2 separate regions of the Homo sapiens genome follow, and region 1 is linked to region 2. A link is an interaction called in ENCODE POLR2A ChIA-PET data of the cell type or tissue named here. Cell type or tissue: MCF 10A. All regions are shown on one strand. Links, peaks and the distances in the headings refer to the core of each region. The heading gives the core; the rest is flanking DNA.

Region 1 (4,401 bases), core at 227-4,226, 67 kb before region 2:
AAAGAAAAGTGATGTACAGAAAATGGAAGTGAGGTAGAGAAATAGCTAGATTGCTGACAGCTCGGAGTTTGCTTTTATGAACAGTTGGCCTCCCTGATTGGCTTAAACGTGGTGATTGCACAAGAGTAGGTTACAGTCTGTTTACACCTCCATTTAGGTTATAGTTCACTATGTAACAGAGAAACCTTTAGGCTGAACTTAAAATTCGTAAGAAGGCAGCTTTGGGCTAAATTTGATTTTACAATGTTCAACGAGGAATGACTCAAGGCATTTTTGGAAGAGAGTATTCAGGACATGGCAGGGGATTTCCAATATTTGGAGAACCATTGTATGAAGGCATTACATACAATGTAAAAAAACTAATGTTTTTTTCAAAGATTTTTTTTCCAAGGGGTATAGCCAAGATCGTGGATTAAAGCTATATGACAAAAACACTGAGTAAAATAAGGAATATATGCTAAGGTGATGTGAGAAGATGAAATAAACTCTCAGAAGGTGTGAGCTCCCCACTGGAAAGCTGGGGCGATTTGGCTGGGGCTGTTTGAGTAAGAGCTGGACAAACTACCTGCTACAGATGTTGCTGTGGAGAATTGAGCTCTGGAGAGGGGATAGACCAGATGTGAAACACATCTGGTTTTCAGGCTACAACTCATTTCAGGCCAGGCACAGTGGCTCTATGCCTGTAATCCCAGCACTTTGGGAGGCCAAGGCTGGAAGATCACTTGAGGTCAGGAGTTCGAGACCAGCCTGGCCAACCTGGTGAAACTCCATCTCTACTACAAATACAAAAATTAGCCGGGCATGGTGATGTGCGCCTGTAATCCCAGTTACTGGGGAGGCTGAGGCAGGAGAATCACTTGAGCCCAGGAGGTGGAGGTTGCAGGGAGGCGGAGGTTGCAGTGAGCCAAGATCACGCCACTGCACTCCAGCCTGGACAACAGAGCGAGATTCTGTCTCAGCCAAAACAAAACAAAACAAAACTTCATTTTAACTCTGAATTTCTTTTTTTAATTTTTAATTTTTGTGGGTACATAATAGGCGTATATATTAATGGGTTACATGAGATGTTCTGCAGCATGTAATAATCACATCACGGAAGATGAAGTATCCATCCTGTCAAGCATTTATCCTTTGTGTTACAAACAATCCAGCTATATTCTTCCAGTTATTTTAAAATATACAATTGAATTATTATTGACTACAGTCACCCTTTTATGCTATCAAATGCTAGGCCTTATTCATTCATTCTAACTATATTTTTAGACCCATTATAACTCTGAATTTCTAAAATTAATAATTTTTATAACTGTTGACTTCACAGTATGTCTCAAACACCAGATTATTAATAATCTGATTAATAACCAACAAATACAGTTTTTAGATCTTGGGCTTGTAGAAATCCAGCTATGCATTTTATCATCAAAACTCCAAAGCTGAGAAGGTCCTGGCTTCTAAAGAGATTACAAAGTTGATTGTAGATTATTGATTGTGTTTGGAAAAGTATCCTTGGAAAGGAAAGTTTTTCAGGAGCCACTGCATTAGAATAAAGGAGTCCTTGACAATAAAAGGGATTTAAGAATAAAGGAGTCCTTTGTCAAGAGTTTATTTTTAACCCCAATACCAAGCTTATGATAACTGATTATTAAAGTGAGTTTGTCATCTACTTGCTGTCTAAAAGCTTTAGTGTATAAAAGCCATGGGAATGTATACGATTACCTCCAGAAAGAGAATAGGGAAGGAAAGAGCCAAGTTATCCAAGGTTATCTCTCTCTCTGTAGCGTTCTCTGTTTATGTGTAATTTTGTGCATTTGTATTAAACCTGCATTTGTTTTACGTGACCTCTGGCTTTCAAATGTTTGTAGAATACAAAGTATTCTTAACCTCAGATGTTATAATGGGCATCATAGTAAATATATTTTTATCAGATGGCTTTTTCTATAAATCCACTAGAAAGTAGTAAGCCCATTCCAATTACTCTTTGGAACCAAGGCAGTGTATACGTATTGAGGTTTTGCCGCAGCAGAGCAATTTTTGGTTAAATATTAGGGTTAAAAGAGGAGCTGTGGGGAAGGTCCCGGGTTTTGATGGCTGATGGCTGATGATCACTGAGAAAATTGCTTAGCAGCATAGATAATCGTATTAGAAGAGAAAGAATTTAACAATGATTTTTCATTTCTAACACTACTTCAGTCTTTCATCTCTATATTCCAAGCACTAAATAGAGTACCTAGAACACAGCAGGCATTCAGCAAATGTTTTGGGATGAATGACTTTTATGAAAAATCAAAAGAAAACTACTCTAAACTTCAGTTATTTCTCTTCCTGAGACAAGTCTATGTGACTGATGGAAAAGTGAAAATTCCAGTCATCATCAGTTGTTAAATAGTTAGGCTGCCAAATCATCTGTTTGACTGATGTTTACTCCCTTTGAGTTGACTGACTGCTTTGGCTCAGAGTTGACACAGCATGAGTCATAAGTTTCAGTTCTTGTCAGCTGATGGTTGCATTTCCATGCATAACCAGTGTGACTTATGTTGGTCATATCAGGCACAAATATAAATCACGACTGTCCAATCGTTGGTACTTGGGCCTTTTCTGACTGGAATGATTTCTTGGTCATTCTGTTGGTTAGTGACACTGAATACTCACTGATGGAACAGCATTGGCCAACTGATGGCAGAAGTTTCCTTCCTGAAAAGATCTTAAAATAGCACGCAATATAGAATTAGCCAGTGAATGCGAGTTCTCCTAAGTGTGAATGCAATTCTAGAACATGATGGAGAGTGATTCTCCACTGGTAAAATTTGGGAAAAGCAGGATATATATATATAAATTTTACTTTAAGTTCTGGGATACATGTGGAGAATGTGCAGGTTTGTTACATAGGTATACATGTGCCATGGTGGTTTGCTGCACCTATCAATGTGTCATCTATGTTAGGTACTTCTCCTAATGCTATCCCACCCCTTGCCCCCCCACCCCCTGACAGGCCCTGGTGTGTGATGTGCCCCTCCCTGTGCCCATGTGTTCTTAATAGACATAAACATATTTTTTAGGTTTCTAGTTGTGGTGGACAAACTTTAAGGTGGTCTCCATGATTCCTGCCCCTTGGTGTTTATGCTTTTGTATATTCACTCCCCTTGGGTGTGGGCAGGACCCCTGACTTATTTCTAGGCCACAGAGTATGGAGACGGTGATGCAATACTACTCTTGTGATTATATTTCATTTTAGAAGACTCTGCCTTGCTAGCAGAATTGCTCTACAGTTTTTCTCTCCTTTCTGGCTTTGGAGACACAAGATGCCGTGAGTCCTATGCCTGCAAGAAGATGAATTTTGCCAACACCCCAGTGAGCCTGAAAGTGAATCTTTCTCCACATGAGCTTTCAGATGAGAAGTCAGTCCTGGCTGACCTTGACTGCAGCCTTGCACAGGACTCAGCCAAAGCTGTGTCTGGATTCCTGACTCACAGAAACCATGAGACAATAAATGTGTATTGTTCTAAGATGCTAAATTTGTGGTAACTTGTTACACTGTATTAAAGAAGCATACACTAGTGTTCTTAAATAAACATTTGACTATGGTGTTGGTGTTCAGGACATCCACCCAGGAATCTGGATGGAAGATGCCATAGTCTTCTGACTTCCCTGGATTGGCACACATACACATTGAATGCTGACTTTTCCAAAGCAAGGAAGAACAAGAAGAAAGAAAAGAAGTGGGCTCTATATTCCTATTATTAAGTCTAATAATGTGCACGTTTGAATTATTGACCAGGACATTTGTGTTTAAAGGAAATAAAAATATGATTGAATTCCCACACATGGTTAAATCTTGAATTTATGGTCAATGTAGTGAATATTATTAGTTACTTACCATTCTTCCTTCTCTCCCTGCCCTTGCCTGTCTTCTCTGTGGGTAGAATATACCACCCTGCCCCACTAGTTTTGGGTGTGGCCATATGACTTTCTTTGACCAATGGAATGTGGTAAAGTGATAGGTGATCAGTTCTAGGCTGAGGCTTAAGAGGTTTGGTAAATGTTTGCCAGCAATTTTGTGCACCTGTTCTACACCACGAGAAAAGCACACTGAGGTAGCCACAGCTTTTTTGCCTGGATTCCTGAATGAAAAACACATGGAACACACCTGAATTTGATGTACTACTTAAAGCCAAACTGTCCCAGCCAGGATTCAGACCTGTGAATGAGAAGTTAATGTTATAAATGTCTGAGATATGGAAATTGTTTGTTATGTAGACTTATTGCAACAAGAGCTAACTAACACAAAATCCCAAATCACTGAATTATTTCATATAAGTGAAGCCAGCAAAAATTTAAGATTTTATCCCTTACCACAGACATATATGTAAATGAATTTATTCTTCCCTCCTGCAGCAGTGTATT
Region 2 (4,401 bases), core at 333-4,332:
GATTTGGGGGTGGGGGGGGGCAGTCCTGTCATGACGAGGGACGTTAACTTGTTTGTTTTCCCTTGAGGTCTCTTCTAACTCCAGAACATCACAGATTGCACTTCTAGATTGATATGGGCAAAATAAGCTGAAAATTGAGTAATTAAGATTTAGAAATGTATTTTCTTTCTATTCATGACATAATAGAAATTATTTGTCTTTAGCCTACCCCCACCCCTCCCAGCATGTGTTGGCTCCTCTAGATGGTTTTGCTGGTGGAGACAACTGTTTCTATCATGGTTGAGATTTGACGGTGCTGGGTTCTTCCTTCTGAGACAACAATCGTTTGGCTTTTCATCCTACTTTTTCCCTGACTTTACTTTTTAAAAATTTATTTTTTTAGAGACAGGATTTTGCTCTGTCATCAGGCTGGAGTACAGAGGTACAATCATGGTTCACTGTAATCTTGAACTCTCAGGCTCAAGCAGTCCTCCTGCCTCAGGCTTTTAAGTAGCTGGGACTACAGGTGCATACCACCACACCTAGCTAATTTTTTTTTATTATTATACTTTAAGTTTTAGGGTACATGTGCACAACGTGCAGGTTTGTTACATATGTATACATGTGCCATGTTGGTGTGCTGCACCCATTAACTTGTCATTTAACATTAGGTATATCACCTAGCTAATTTTTAAGCAATTATTTTTTGTTGAGGTGGGGTCTTGCTATCTTGTCCAGGCTGTTTCCCTGATTTTAAATCTAGGTTTTGGTTATGATGTGGATGAAGAATATCTTCGCAGTATTTTTTTCATGGTAATACTAGTTCATGTTTTCCTTGCTTTTGGTTCTCACTATTCTTGCTAAGTTTTGTTTTGTTCTGGTTTTTGGTTTTAAACATAATCTTGAGTTAAAAGCCATTGGAAAAACTCCCCCCAACATGCTTCTCTTTTTCCTAATCAATGTGTGGGAAGGACTCTTCTTTGTTCTTTTCAATAAAATAGTTTTCTAACAAATTAGTGAAACCTTTTCTGCTACTTCCCTTCATGAGGAACTATCTATAGATTACCGAAGAGTAGAGCTCCTAGTGAACACTTCCTTCCCTGGAGTAAGTCCTGGGAAGCACAAACGTTTCAGTGCCGAAAGACGTAAAGACAGGCACAAAGAGGAACATGGGATGCTTGAGGATCATCCAAATTTCAACCTACACCATTATGTAGGTGCCAACATAGGTAAGGGTCTGTTAAGCTCATGTTTTCTGTGAAAGAAGTAGAAGGCGAGCTGAGGATTTCCACACTACAGGCCACATTTCCCTGCTGGGCCCGAGAAACTCGGCTGGAGTTTATGGTCAGTAGATGGTTAGAATAAATTCCTTGAGATCACCTGCAAAGGCACCAAACTGATATCCTGGTGATGCTTCCTTTAAGATGTAGCCATCGTAAGAATCTTTCCAAAGTGGAGGTATTTTAGAAAGCACGTTAATGAAATTGGGTGTGATTAAATGGAGGCAATTCTCTTGTTTGGTTTTATGAAAATGAATCTAACTCGTGAAATAGATCCATCTCCCATTTCTCAATATCTTGTCAGGATGCCATTGCAGTGGGGACCAAGTGCTCCCTTTCCAATTTAATGGGAAATCAAAAGTGCAGAGCCATCTGCACAGACAAAAACCAACAACTCTGAAGGATGACCCTTCAGTGGAAATGCATTATGGAGCAGGCCATGTGTTTTCCTGAAACTCATATTTTAACCCCAGCGTGGATCTCTGTACTAAAGTAAGATCTCAGTAAGAGCCCAGCTTGTGTTATACCCTACCCGGTGTCAGTGGTGGGCAAACAATAATTGTCAGAGCTCAGGTTTCTCTAAGACCTCATATTCTCGAAGTGGATATCATAGGTGTAAAGACCAGTGAAGTTGATAATGAAATAGCTAGTATTCCTTTAGGATTTTGATGTCAGAGAAAAGGAACTTATCATCTCTATTGCCAGGAAGCTGTCAAACCTGCCTTAATTATGATTAATAACATACACATACCTGAGAAGATTTTTTTCTCTCTCTCATGCTGACTTTCTTAAAAATGTCTCTTTGCTAAATATGATCTCAGGGTCCAACGCAGCTGTAGCTTTAGGAACAGACTAGAATGGGTTCTCTCTGTGTGGTGATGTTTACAAAAACATTTGTTCTTGGCTAAATAAATCAGGTTCAAAAATCTCTCTGTGTATATTGTCTTTCTTTGCAGTTGCTAGTTTTACGGTGAAAAAAGGTGTTTTGAGCGGACAATTTTAATCTTTTCATAAATGAGCTGTCTGTTTTTTTTTATTATACTTTAAGTTCTAGGGTACATGTGCACAACATGCAGGTTTGTTACATATGCATACATGTGCCATGTTGGTGTGCTGCACCCGTTAACTCGTCATTTACATTAGGTATATCTCCTAATGCTCTCCCTCCCCCCCTCCCCCCACCCCACGACAGGCCCCAGTGTGTGATGTTCCCCACCCTGTGTTCAAGTGTTCTCATTGTTCAATTCCCACCTATGAGTGAGAACATGGGATGTTTGGTTTTCTGTCTTGGAGATAGTTTGCTCAGAATAGTTTCCAGCTTCATCCATGTCCCTACAAAGGACACGAACAATGAGCTGCCTGATTTTAAAGCAAGTCAGTAAGTACTTCTTATTCACCCTCCAAGAGAATGATGATTTCCCTGTTTCTGAAGTGAGCAGTTTTATTGTCTTAAAAGAGAAAAATGGGGAGTAATTATGATATTGATATAAGATTTGAGAAAGAAGCACATATGAATTGTGAATTGTGGCTAAACCAGTGTAATAGAGCTGTCTTGATAGTCATAACGTAGTAAACAACACTGGTCAAAGGTAATTATGAAAAATAAATAAGAATGGAGACCATTTATGGTAGAGTCCTATGTAATGATGCATATTTTACTCTGCTGTTTAGACAAATAGTGAATTCAGAAGTTTATGCATTTGAGGAGAGGCTATTTAAAAAGAGGTTGTATATGAATTTTGCACAGGTTTTGACTTTTTTTTTAGTCTAGACCTATCTTTTGTTTATTCTTACCAACATTCCCAGAGTGTTTTATATTTGCAAAGTGCTTTACGCTGGTTTTACTAGTTATTCCCAATGATAATACACACCTGACCTCATTCTATTGTTTAGGTGAAGTTAATAGGCCTCAGAATTCAGTGAGTTGATGGCTCCATCTCTGGCTTAATTAGACAGTTTAAGCTCTAATTGGCTGGTGGTAAGTCAATCAGTTAAAGAGTTGCACATTCACTCCCTGGGAATTGTGGGAACGATTGGTCCAGGGGGCACCAGACACTGCAGGAGAAATCACTCAGAGCAGAACCTCCCGTCGTCCCAAAGGGCCATGGCAGGTGATGTCCATCAAGGGAGGGTCAAGTGCGCGGGAGGCTCAACCTTTTCTGTGTGTAGAGTCTGAGGAAAAGCAGATCACCCTGTCCCCAGTGCTACAGAAGGAAAACATGTTAAACATGTTGCTCACCAAGATGGAGACAGAAGTGACTGTGAACTAGAACAAAGGCTGCCTTGGAAAGGGAGGCAACGGCAAGTCAGAATACCCAGGTGTGATGATGAGACTGCTGTGGGATCAAGCATCCTGGGATGTGGGCATCAGAGCCAGCATAGACCTGCAAATTCTGAATCTACGGGGCTATGAGTTCCTTGAGGAAAGAACTGTGTGTCCTTCAATTTTTGTATCCCTTATAGCAGCAGTCCCCAAACTTTTTAGCTCCAGGGACCAATTTCATGGAAGACAATTTTTCCATAGATGAGGGGCTGTTGGGGGGATGGTTTCAGGATGATTCAAGCACATTTATTTTGCACTTTATTTCTATTATTATTACATTTTAATATATAATGAAATAATGATACAACTCACCATAATGTAGAATCAGTGGGAGCCCTGAGCTTATTTTCCTGTAACCAGATGGTCCCATGTGGGGGCGATGGGAGAGACAGTGACAGATCATCAGGCATTAGATTCTCATAAGGATTGCACAACCTAGATCCCTTGCATGTGCAGATCACAGTAGGGTCCATTTTCCTATATGAATCTAATGCCTTCACTGTTCTGACAGGAGGTGGAGCCCAGGCGGTAATGTCAGGGATGGGTAGCAGCTATAAATACAGATGAAGCTTTGCTTGCTCACCCGCCACTCACCACCTGTTATGTGGTCCAGTTCCTAACAGGTCACGGACCAGTACCAGCCTGTAGCCTAGGGGATTAGGGACCCCTGCCTTATAGTGTCTATCCCTGGGCTTCGTATGCTGTATTTACTGAATAAATACATGAAAACATGTATTCCAGTAGTGAATAAACCCTTGCTCAAAACCTATTTTTTTTATATGTTTAATATTGGCCACATGAATGGTCATCTACTTTATC

The links. ChIA-PET counts read pairs that join two places held together with the same protein. Peaks named below come from ENCODE experiments on the same cell type or tissue, not always from the same donor. Only the 100,000 strongest peaks of a DNase experiment are listed, where the experiment ranks them.
Region 1: POLR2A ChIA-PET joins it to region 2 with 7 read pairs; 2 of 35 experiments call an interaction of 5 or more read pairs at or near these places.

What each region holds. Positions count from the first base shown.
Region 1 is chr15:60,253,674-60,258,074 of GRCh38, reverse strand. It overlaps LOC105370839 (a long non-coding RNA gene), which reads right to left. Exons shown (of 5, transcript XR_932310.3): 4 at 4,145-4,195; 5 at 1,936-2,701. Among named protein-coding and RNA genes, the nearest start is that of ANXA2, 140 kb to the left of the region's middle. In MCF 10A, for the core only: no CTCF peak of the experiment used is centred there; a DNase peak (open chromatin) is centred at 2,444.
Region 2 is chr15:60,186,685-60,191,085 of GRCh38, reverse strand. All of the region lies in intron 2 of LOC105370839 (a long non-coding RNA gene), which reads right to left. Among named protein-coding and RNA genes, the nearest start is that of FOXB1, 180 kb to the right of the region's middle. In MCF 10A, for the core only: no CTCF peak of the experiment used is centred there; no DNase peak of the experiment used is centred there.